Regions from separate parts of the Homo sapiens genome. Here all the other regions are linked to region 1. A link is a contact called in ENCODE Hi-C or POLR2A ChIA-PET data. All regions are on one chromosome and are shown on one strand. The core of a region is the stretch at or near the end of the contact, and the rest is flanking DNA. Distances in the headings are between cores, read along the strand shown. Region 1 holds the start of SUCLG1 (succinate-CoA ligase GDP/ADP-forming subunit alpha). Region 2 holds the start of SH2D6 (SH2 domain containing 6). Region 3 holds the start of RETSAT (retinol saturase).

Region 1 (2,773 bases), core at 141-2,640:
ACTTGCTAACGTTATCTAGCCAGACCTTTGTCCTCAAGTGATTGGCAACTAAGTGTTAGCTATTGAGTGCACACTCATCAATGTACACTTTCAGAATGTAATCTTCTCAAGAAAGGAATTAAGTCTCATAAAATATTCAGTACAAGCAGAATTAAGAGCAAAGCGGAAAAAGAAAACTAACTTTGAGTGTTTGTTACATACGAGATGCTTTATATAAATTGCTCCACTTATTCTGCAGTGAACCCAGATCATCCTGTACATCATCATTGCTAAAATGCACATTTTTTTTCACTTTTTAAAAAACCAGGATACATGTGACAACCACTGGTGTGTCACAGTTTTAATAAGCAATCGTTCTTCATTGTTAGTGGTAAACAAAATAATGGTCCACCTTACAAGTGATGGTGCTTCAGGCCCCTTAAAATGTGTTAATATTTTCATGTGATTGGAAACACTGAAAAACAGATTAAGTGTCCAGGGTTATTACACAGACTGAAAAGGGACTAGCCAGACTTCAAACCCTGATGTGGCTGATTCCAAAGTTTCTTTCTACTATAACCTACCTGACAAGCACAGAGACTTTGAATATGGCAAGAATTTTCCATAGTCAGCGTGTCTCAAAGACTAGCAACCTTGGGTACTAAGTTTTCGGGAACGGATGTGTCCACAAATCGCCTGGTGGAGACACTGCAAATAAGCTGGTTTAGGTCCCAGCCAACCATAAGCTTCTAGTAGTCTATGCGGCTATGCCGACCCCACTCCGTGTGCAGAAACCATCTTTCCCTGACATACAATCCTGCAGAGGGGGAATTCGAAGTGCAGGACCTTTCCGTACTAGGGACAGCCTCATCCCCCAACTTCCTACTGAGACACTCTTCCTCTACCTCTCAACCCAGACCCTTACCTTCCCCACCAAGTTCACCTTGGACCTCTTCATCCCCAACTCCAAATAAGGCCAGTCTAGACGCCACCCCCATCCTGTCATTTGTCACCGCGGGGCCGAGAGCAAGCTCCCAAATTTGCAGGGCTCCCGGACCCGAATCCTGGCTCAGCCACCCAATATCTCCATCTGCCAGCGGCCTAAGTCATGCCCCCCGCCCCACGTATCCAGCAAAGCTCCTTCCACCGTAGGGGTCCCCGACTCGAAGCCGGAATCCCAAGCGGCTCCCAGGCCCCCGCCGAGGTCCAGCCCTGAGGGCCCAGCCGCGGCCTGGGCCAGGAGGTTGGGTCCGGCGGGGCCAATAACCCGCGGGCGCCAGGAAGACAGTACTGGCTGGACTCACGGAGGAAGCTGCGCGACAGGAGACGGGCGGCGGCGAGGCCGCTGCTGCCGGAGACCATGGTAGCGATGTCAGCGGCAGCGGCAAGGGTTGCGGTCATACGCCAATGACACTCCCAGGCCCCCGGGGACCTCCCAGGGGCAGAGGCCGGAGGAGGCAGAGGGTGGCCACAGCAGTCGCCTGAACAAATTTCCCTTTACAGAGGATTCTTCACGAAACAGCGGGAATGGCAGGTGAAGACAAAGAGGCATCCTATCGGAGAGGCAGATAATAACTCGGCTCCTTCCTAGAAATGTGGGTTTGATTAACATTAATTATAACAGCAGCTGAGGGAAAACCCCACGCGAGACTGGCCAGCGCGTGGCATTGTGGGCAATGTAGTCTGACGGCCGCGACTGGTTCGTAGCTTTTGAGTGAGGCGGCGGGAAGGGAGCGAGGGAAGAGCGGCAGTGAGACCGGGGAGACAAGGGACTTGAAGACTAGGAGGGAAGAAACAGCGAGGTGAGGTGCGAAGAGCAGTGCCAGAACTTTGTATCCCAGGCCCATCTCCTTCCCCCTTCGTTTTCCTCGTTTGCTATTAGAGAGAATAATATTTCTCACCGCGTACCTGTGCCTGGACCCGGAAGGGTTGCCGCTGGGGACGGGAATTCGAACTGGCACTGGTGGCCTGTGAAGGGAAAGATGTGATGAGAAAGACCAAAACCTATCTTACTGACAGTTAACTTCTTGGAATGTGAATTTTTTTAGTTAAATAATCATGCAGTCTTTGACTAGCACTAAGTGCATGAGTGTTTATTCCCTGAGGATCCTAAGGGCTGAAATTCGAGGTCAAATGTGACTTTGCTCCCTGATTGGACAAACAGTTCCCTCTTCTGTAACAGCTTTAGAAGGAACCTCAGAGAGTCCCAGAGTCAAAAGGTAAACAAGAGATGAAGTAATCTGCGTCTCTGCCGAAAATCGTGCTCCTGAGATTCCTCATCAGAATTGTCAATAAAATTGCAATCCTAATTTACTTAGGTAGTCATTATAATTGGCACTGAGCTGTGGGATGGATGAGTGGGATTACCCCAGGAGATTGCCCAATACTTCCTTTATGATCCAAATATTGTCATTAACAGGTTGGACTTCACTGCAAATAAACTCCTCCCTCATGGATCATGTTCTTGTGATAACTAAATTCCTCAGAGTTAAATAGTATCAGTGGTTTCCAGATATATCCATTATAACAAAATGGACATTTTTATGGCAAATAAATAGAAAATCCCTTGCTATTTTAAATAGCAAAATTATTCCTGAGCTGTCGCTTGATAAGTTATATGTTTAGTTTCATTTAATTGATAAAATGCATGATGACAAAAAATATAATTTCAGTACACTTTTAATGAAAATTTGTATTTCCATGAAGACGGGGATTTTTGTTTGTTTTGTATCCTGGAGTATCCCCAGCACCTAGAACAATGCCTTACACAAATAACTCATCGTTGAATTGAATT
Region 2 (2,773 bases), core at 148-2,647, 960 kb after region 1:
AAGAGAGATAAAGTAGGTCAAAATCACTTGTTCTAGGTCCCACTTAGTAAGCGGCAGAGGATAGATGGGAGCCATGTAGTGGGAGTCCATGCCCTCCCCACTATCACCGCATGCTAGTGCCAGTTGTGAGTCCTTTCACATGCAAACAGCTATCTCAGCTCTTTTTTTTTTTTTTTTTTTTTTTGAGACAGAGTCTGGCTCTGTTGCCCAGGCTGGAGTGCAGTGGCACCATCTCGGCTCACTGCAAACTCCGCCTCCTGAGTTCAAGCAATTCTCCTGCCTCAGCCTCCCGAGTAGCTGGGATTACAGGCACGTGCCACCACGCCCGGGTAATTTTTTCTATTTTTAGTAGAGATGGGGTTTCGACATGTTGGCCAGGCTGGTCTTGAACCCCTGACCTCAGGTGATCTGCTTGCCTCAGCCTCCCAAAATGCTAGGATTACAGGCGTGAGCCACTGCGCCCGGCCATACCCTCCCTTTTGAGGTGAGGCTCTTGAAGGCCCAGACCTTTCCTCCAGTGCTTTGAGGTCTGATCCTGATGATAATAACACCTCACTCATAACCTGGACTTCACAGTTTACAAAACACCCCTCCTCCTCACCCCCTCCCAAACTCGGTTTATTTTTGTCGTTAAAGCAGAGTTGTAGGCCAGGGTGGACCATAGGTTTTCTTGGTCACGAGAGACTTCCTCCCTCCCTGGGCTCCCCTCTGTAGTGGTGCCAAATAAAAATCTGATCAGTCAAGCCTGTAAGGTAACTAGCGCTAATGTGCAGAGCCAGTCCTGGGCAGGCCTGTTCATTATTTTGCACACTCTTACACCGAAAGGGCCCAGGACCCTCGCCTGACCCAGCCTTGCCTGCCAGGCCTGGGCTGGGTCTCCCAGCCCAAATTCTCACAAGAGGGCCGACTCCGGCCAGAGCGCGCCCCTCTTTGTGCCTCGGTTTGCCCACCTAGAGGTCAGTCCCGCAGGCGTGGCGGGTACATCTCAGGGTCGGCAGAAAGTGCCACCGGGAGCCCAGCCGGAGTTGAGGGCCTCGCGCCGGGCCCACTGTCCAGATCCAGGGCTCACGAGAAAAACGAGGACGCAGGAGAGCCACACGCCAGGACGCGTGTAAGGCCCCAACCCGGCCCCAGCCTGGGCCCTAGACCCCTAAGAACTACAAATCCCAGCAGGCAGTGGGCCGCGGGGCGGGGTCTCGGAAGCTGCGGCCTGTGGTGCCTTTGCTGAGCCCAGGTCCGGAGGGCCCTCGGGGACGGGAGCACCACAACAGACCCCCGGACACACTTACACACACAGTCTCACAAACACACAGTCACACACGCACACACACACACGCGCGCGCGCGCGCCTTTTGGCCCCTCCCCTACAAACTACAAATCCCGGCAGGCAGCGGGCCGTTGGGCGGGGCCTTGGGTGCTGATCCGGACGCAAAGATTGCGCCAGCCAGGGTGGGATCCCGGTAGCTAGGTGGGGGCTACCCTGCTGGGGAAGAGATGGCCTTCTCTCCTCGCAAACCCAGCTCCCCACCCCTGCACGCGCCCCTCTGCCCTGGAGTCGCTGGTCCGAGCCCTCCTTCTCTGCGAACCTGAGCCCCGCCCTGCCCTCCCTACGAGGTTGGGGCCGTGGGAGATGAAGATGGTGGGTGGGGGGTTGGGCCCACAGCCTGCTAAGCAGGCAGAGTGGCCTCCTGAACCCTTCCTCCATCGCCTAGAGCAAACTCCCATTCCTGGAAGGAGGAGCAGCCCAGACCCTGAGACTGGACTAGGTCTGTTAGGGTCCCTGTGTGGCCGGCAGGACTCGTGGTGAAGCCCGGGGAAGGCCTGGGTCCTCCAGGTCAGGGATGTAGGTCCCAGGGTGTGCAGGCCGCGGTATCTGACCATCGTCGGCGCCCTGCGCCCAGGCATCAATTTTACATGGCAGAGTCAAGGTGAGGTTAGGAGGCTGCCAGGAGGTAATAACCAGGGCGCTCGCATTCAGCATCCTCTCTCTCAAAGCACTCTCCTCACACCTCAGGGTCAAATGTCAGAGCTCTTGTCCTAACTTCCCAGGTTGCCCAAGGAGCTTCTGAGGCGCTACAGAAGGGACTTACCCAGACCCTTCAGTGCAAGCCAGGAACTCAGGGTCCGGCCTGCTCGGTAGGATGAGCTGTGCTGAGGCCCTACTTCATCCACCCTTCTGGGCCAGGGCAGCCTCTTTCCAGAGGCCTCTTCTCAGCTGATTTCTGGCTCCCAAGCGGGAGACTCAGGTTACACCTGTATCGGGAGCAGTGACACCACAGTGGCCAGCAACACATTGGACTTTCTGTCTCCAACTCCATTTTCAGCTTTTACACTTCCTGATCTGGGCATATACTGCTACATACTGGATCATCAAGGAAGGAGGAAAATACCTAGTCAATGAAGGTTTAGCCATGACCTTGTAAGTCAGTGAGATTTCATTCTTGTGTGGTTAGTTCGAGGCGAGCTACTTCCTAGAAATATTTCATTTGATCTCTAAACACCTAGAAACAGCTCCAAAAGGGATATTCAAAGTAGATTGCCCAGATTCTCTTGATAGCAGATGTGGGGTTCATATTAACTGGTCGCGTGGTCTCTAAGCATGCCTATTTCTGCCTGGGAAGTTCTCAAAGGTTTGGTTTTCTGAGTGTTTCTGTTAAAACAATCAGCCTTTTGTTGAGTAGCCCTTTTGCCCCTAGAGAGGAGAGATAGGTACCATAGAAACTTGGAGACAGCTATTGACTCAGTCCCTGGACTCTTTAATAAGAGCCCGTTC
Region 3 (2,773 bases), core at 1-2,500, 900 kb after region 1:
CCCTGTCTCTACTAAAAATACAAAAATTAGCTGGGCATGCCCACTACTCGGGAGGCTGAGGCAGGATAATCACTTGAACCCAGGAGGCGGAAGTTGCGGTGAGCGGAGATCGCGCCACTGCACTCTAGCATGGACAATAGAGCGAGACTCTGTTTCAATAAATAAATAAATAATGCCAGTTGCAACTCACTAAATTGATTTCATAGCCCACTAATAGATCACAATCCGGTTTGAAAAGCAGTTAAGCTAGTCATCTCATTTTTAGACCAGCCCAGGTAGGTGCTAATGGTTATGCAGCAAATTAGTGACAGAGTCCAAGCTAAAACTCAGTTCTCAGAAGTCCAGATGATTAGTCCTTCCACTTAGAACAGTACTGTCTCCGATTGTGTAGCAAGATATGACACGGAGAATTCTAAAATTTACAAGTGAGAGGGACTCCGTAGATCAAACAGGTGATCCATTATTTTTTAAAGCAGCAGAACTCTTTAAACTCTAGAAGCAACCACAAAATATGTTTTAAAGATGAGAGTGGAGAGCAGGCTCTGAGCCTGAGGCGCCTTGTTGAACCTCTGCCAATGTTTCAGAACTAGGGTTCAATCCTTACGATTTGGGACCATGCAAAGCCTGTTAAATCACCGGACGGGCAAAACGCAATTTCCTACGCATTTCTGTGCTGCTCCCCCACACCCCTGAGCTCGCATGGGAGGGTAGGTGAAAAAGTTAAGGTCCTGGAACCAAGTGGAGGAATGAGTCACGGGGATTATCAGTTCCACGAGCCACGGGGATTACAAGTGGCAGGGCGGGTGCCAACACCTTGCAAACCAAGGACAATGACCACACCCTTGGGACTACTATTCCCGGGGCCTACTAGGGCAAAGGCTATCGACAGTGTTGCACACTAAAGCGGGGCTCCTCCACGTGCAAGGAAGCCCTCCTAGTACTTTACATATGGGGAAACTAAGGCCCACGTCTGGTAGCGGCTGCCTTGGCAAAATGAGAACCCAAATCTGTGAGAAAGCCTCGAGTGCAGCCCCGGACCCCAGGGTCCCTCCTGCTACCTTGTTTGAGAACCTTCTTCCTGGCCTCCTTGTCAGTTACCAGGGGCGCTGGGGGCCGTTTGACATCTTCGGAGAAAGGATTCGGGGAGCTGCCAGAGAATAGTCCCAAGTAAACTTTGCAGAGGACGGCCAGCAGCAGCACAGCCAGGAGCAGCACCAGCGGAAGCCACATCACGCCGGCGTCGGGTCGGGTAAATGGGACAGCTCCGACTGCGCTCAGCCTCTAGGACTGTGGCTCCGCCCGGGCTAGTTCGCTCTCCAGTCAGGAGGCGGAGGCAGCTTTGAGCACTGATTAACCAGCCAGCCAGCGAAGAGCCAACTCTCAGGTGATGATTGACCCTCCCGGCTCTCCGTACTTCTTTTGGGTTTCCATTGCCTACTGGGAAATGTAGTTCTCGGGGCCAGGGGAGCCGGCACGGAAGCGGCTGTGCGCATGAGCAGATGAGGCCTAGCCGAGGCGGCGGGACCCCCAAGTTTGGAAAGCTCTTTTAACGGTGAGAACGCGTTAACACTTGCCAAGGGGAGTGGTTGGTGCCTGTGCGGAGCTAGCAGCCGGCCTGAGGAGGGAGGGAGAATGTGATCCGGTGGAAATTATCACTATGGGGCGAGACAAGGCCGAGAGTTGTAAGACTGAAAGAGAATCCCGACTGGGAGACAGGAGTCCTGAGTTCTGGTCCTGGCTCTGCCCTGGACTCGCTGCCTTGAGGTGTTAAATTGCTTTCCTCGTCTTACGCCTCCAGGCTATGCGAAAGTTCTGTCCAAAGGCTGCTCACAGCCCCTGTCTGACTGGTTGTCATGATGAATTGAGCTCTCTGTTACCTGCGCATCACAACCGGTGAGCGTCTGTCTCTGTGCCCCTCAAAGTGGCCCATAGTTTTGTCCTGGGGGCCCGCCTGGGACGGAGTCCTCTATGGCGGGTCCCTAATGACACCCCATCCGTGGGGAACCTGGGGGACGGGGAGCCGCCCATGGACAAGCATGGTGAAAGGATCAGCTAAGGGCCCATCTAATTTAAATTCCTATGCAGAGAATCTAACCTCCAGCAAGCAGTTGAAGAATCATACCCCCTCCTTGCCTAAAGAGGGTGCATAATGAATACTTGATTGGAGAAGGATCCATTTTTACAGGAAGGCCGTTTCCTTAGGTCCAACTATCAGGAATTTGCCTTTGAGTACTTCCTTGTTTAATGGAATTGTTGCTCTTTTCTTCTCTGCTACAGATAGTAACTGTCCCTACTGAAGGCCCCAGGAGTGCTCCAGCCAGGTGTGGAAAGCTGGTCACGATTCTATGCTACTTGGTTCATTTTCTACACAGCAACAGAAGAGCCCTCCTGAGATTGCTATTACCATACCCGCCTGTCACCTTGCCAAGGCTGGCCAATGTGTGTTTTGTCATAGGCTGTCATGGAGGCCATGATGGAGGAAAAGGAAAGGGGAGGCAGATGTTGAGGCCCCAGAGGCCACAGTGAGAGCAGTTTAGTTCCTGGGGTGCCAGGACTAAGGGGGCATTGCCCTGTCCCCCGGATTACAGTGAGCCACATGTCAAGCCCAAGAGCCAGGAGGTATTCTTCCTCTCAGTGTTAATAATCAAAGCATCCTGACACCAGCAGCCAGTTTTTATGGCATCCTGGAGGGCTGACCTCATAGAGAGGCTACCCTCCTTCCTTAGTCACCCAAAGTTGTGAACTATGATTGTCAGTTGTGTGTGGGCCATCT

What was found. Hi-C counts contacts between places; a loop is a spot of excess contacts on that map. ChIA-PET counts read pairs that join two places held with the same protein, here RNA polymerase II (POLR2A). Pooled maps may share reads with other maps.
Region 2: a map of CD8-positive, alpha-beta T cell shows a loop between it and region 1 (39-fold over the local background). The contact joins the promoter of SH2D6 here to the promoter of SUCLG1 in region 1. A Hi-C loop is called at or near these places in 1 of 168 maps with a recorded cell type or tissue (CD8-positive, alpha-beta T cell), 2 of 37 single-sample maps with no recorded cell type and 7 of 50 pooled maps.
Region 3: a map of naive thymus-derived CD4-positive, alpha-beta T cell shows a loop between it and region 1 (18-fold over the local background). The contact joins the promoter of RETSAT here to the promoter of SUCLG1 in region 1. A Hi-C loop is called at or near these places in 1 of 168 maps with a recorded cell type or tissue (naive thymus-derived CD4-positive, alpha-beta T cell), 1 of 37 single-sample maps with no recorded cell type and 10 of 50 pooled maps. POLR2A ChIA-PET finds 5 or more read pairs at or near these places in 1 of 52 experiments (GM10248).

Annotation. Positions count from the first base shown.
Region 1 is chr2:84,457,890-84,460,662 of GRCh38, forward strand. SUCLG1 (succinate-CoA ligase GDP/ADP-forming subunit alpha) reads right to left here and starts at 1,391. Exons shown (of 9, transcript NM_003849.4): 1 at 1,284-1,391. The coding sequence starts at 1,380. It also overlaps a transcript of DNAH6 not described here. RefSeq lists an enhancer at 1,428-1,567 and a silencer at 1,748-1,937.
Region 2 is chr2:85,417,317-85,420,089 of GRCh38, forward strand. It overlaps SH2D6 (SH2 domain containing 6), which reads left to right and starts at 1,398. Exons shown (of 24, transcript NM_001394463.1): 1 at 1,398-1,614; 2 at 1,713-1,928. It also overlaps a transcript of CAPG not described here. RefSeq lists enhancers at 739-848, 845-1,380, 859-1,018.
Region 3 is chr2:85,353,278-85,356,050 of GRCh38, forward strand. It overlaps RETSAT (retinol saturase), which reads right to left and starts at 1,251. Exons shown (of 11, transcript NM_017750.4): 1 at 1,059-1,251. The coding sequence starts at 1,230. It overlaps ELMOD3 (ELMO domain containing 3), which reads left to right and starts at 1,492. Exons shown (of 14, transcript NM_001135022.2): 1 at 1,492-1,552; 2 at 1,799-1,893; 3 at 2,278-2,321. RefSeq lists enhancers at 1,253-1,754, 1,319-1,718, 1,755-2,254, 1,889-1,948.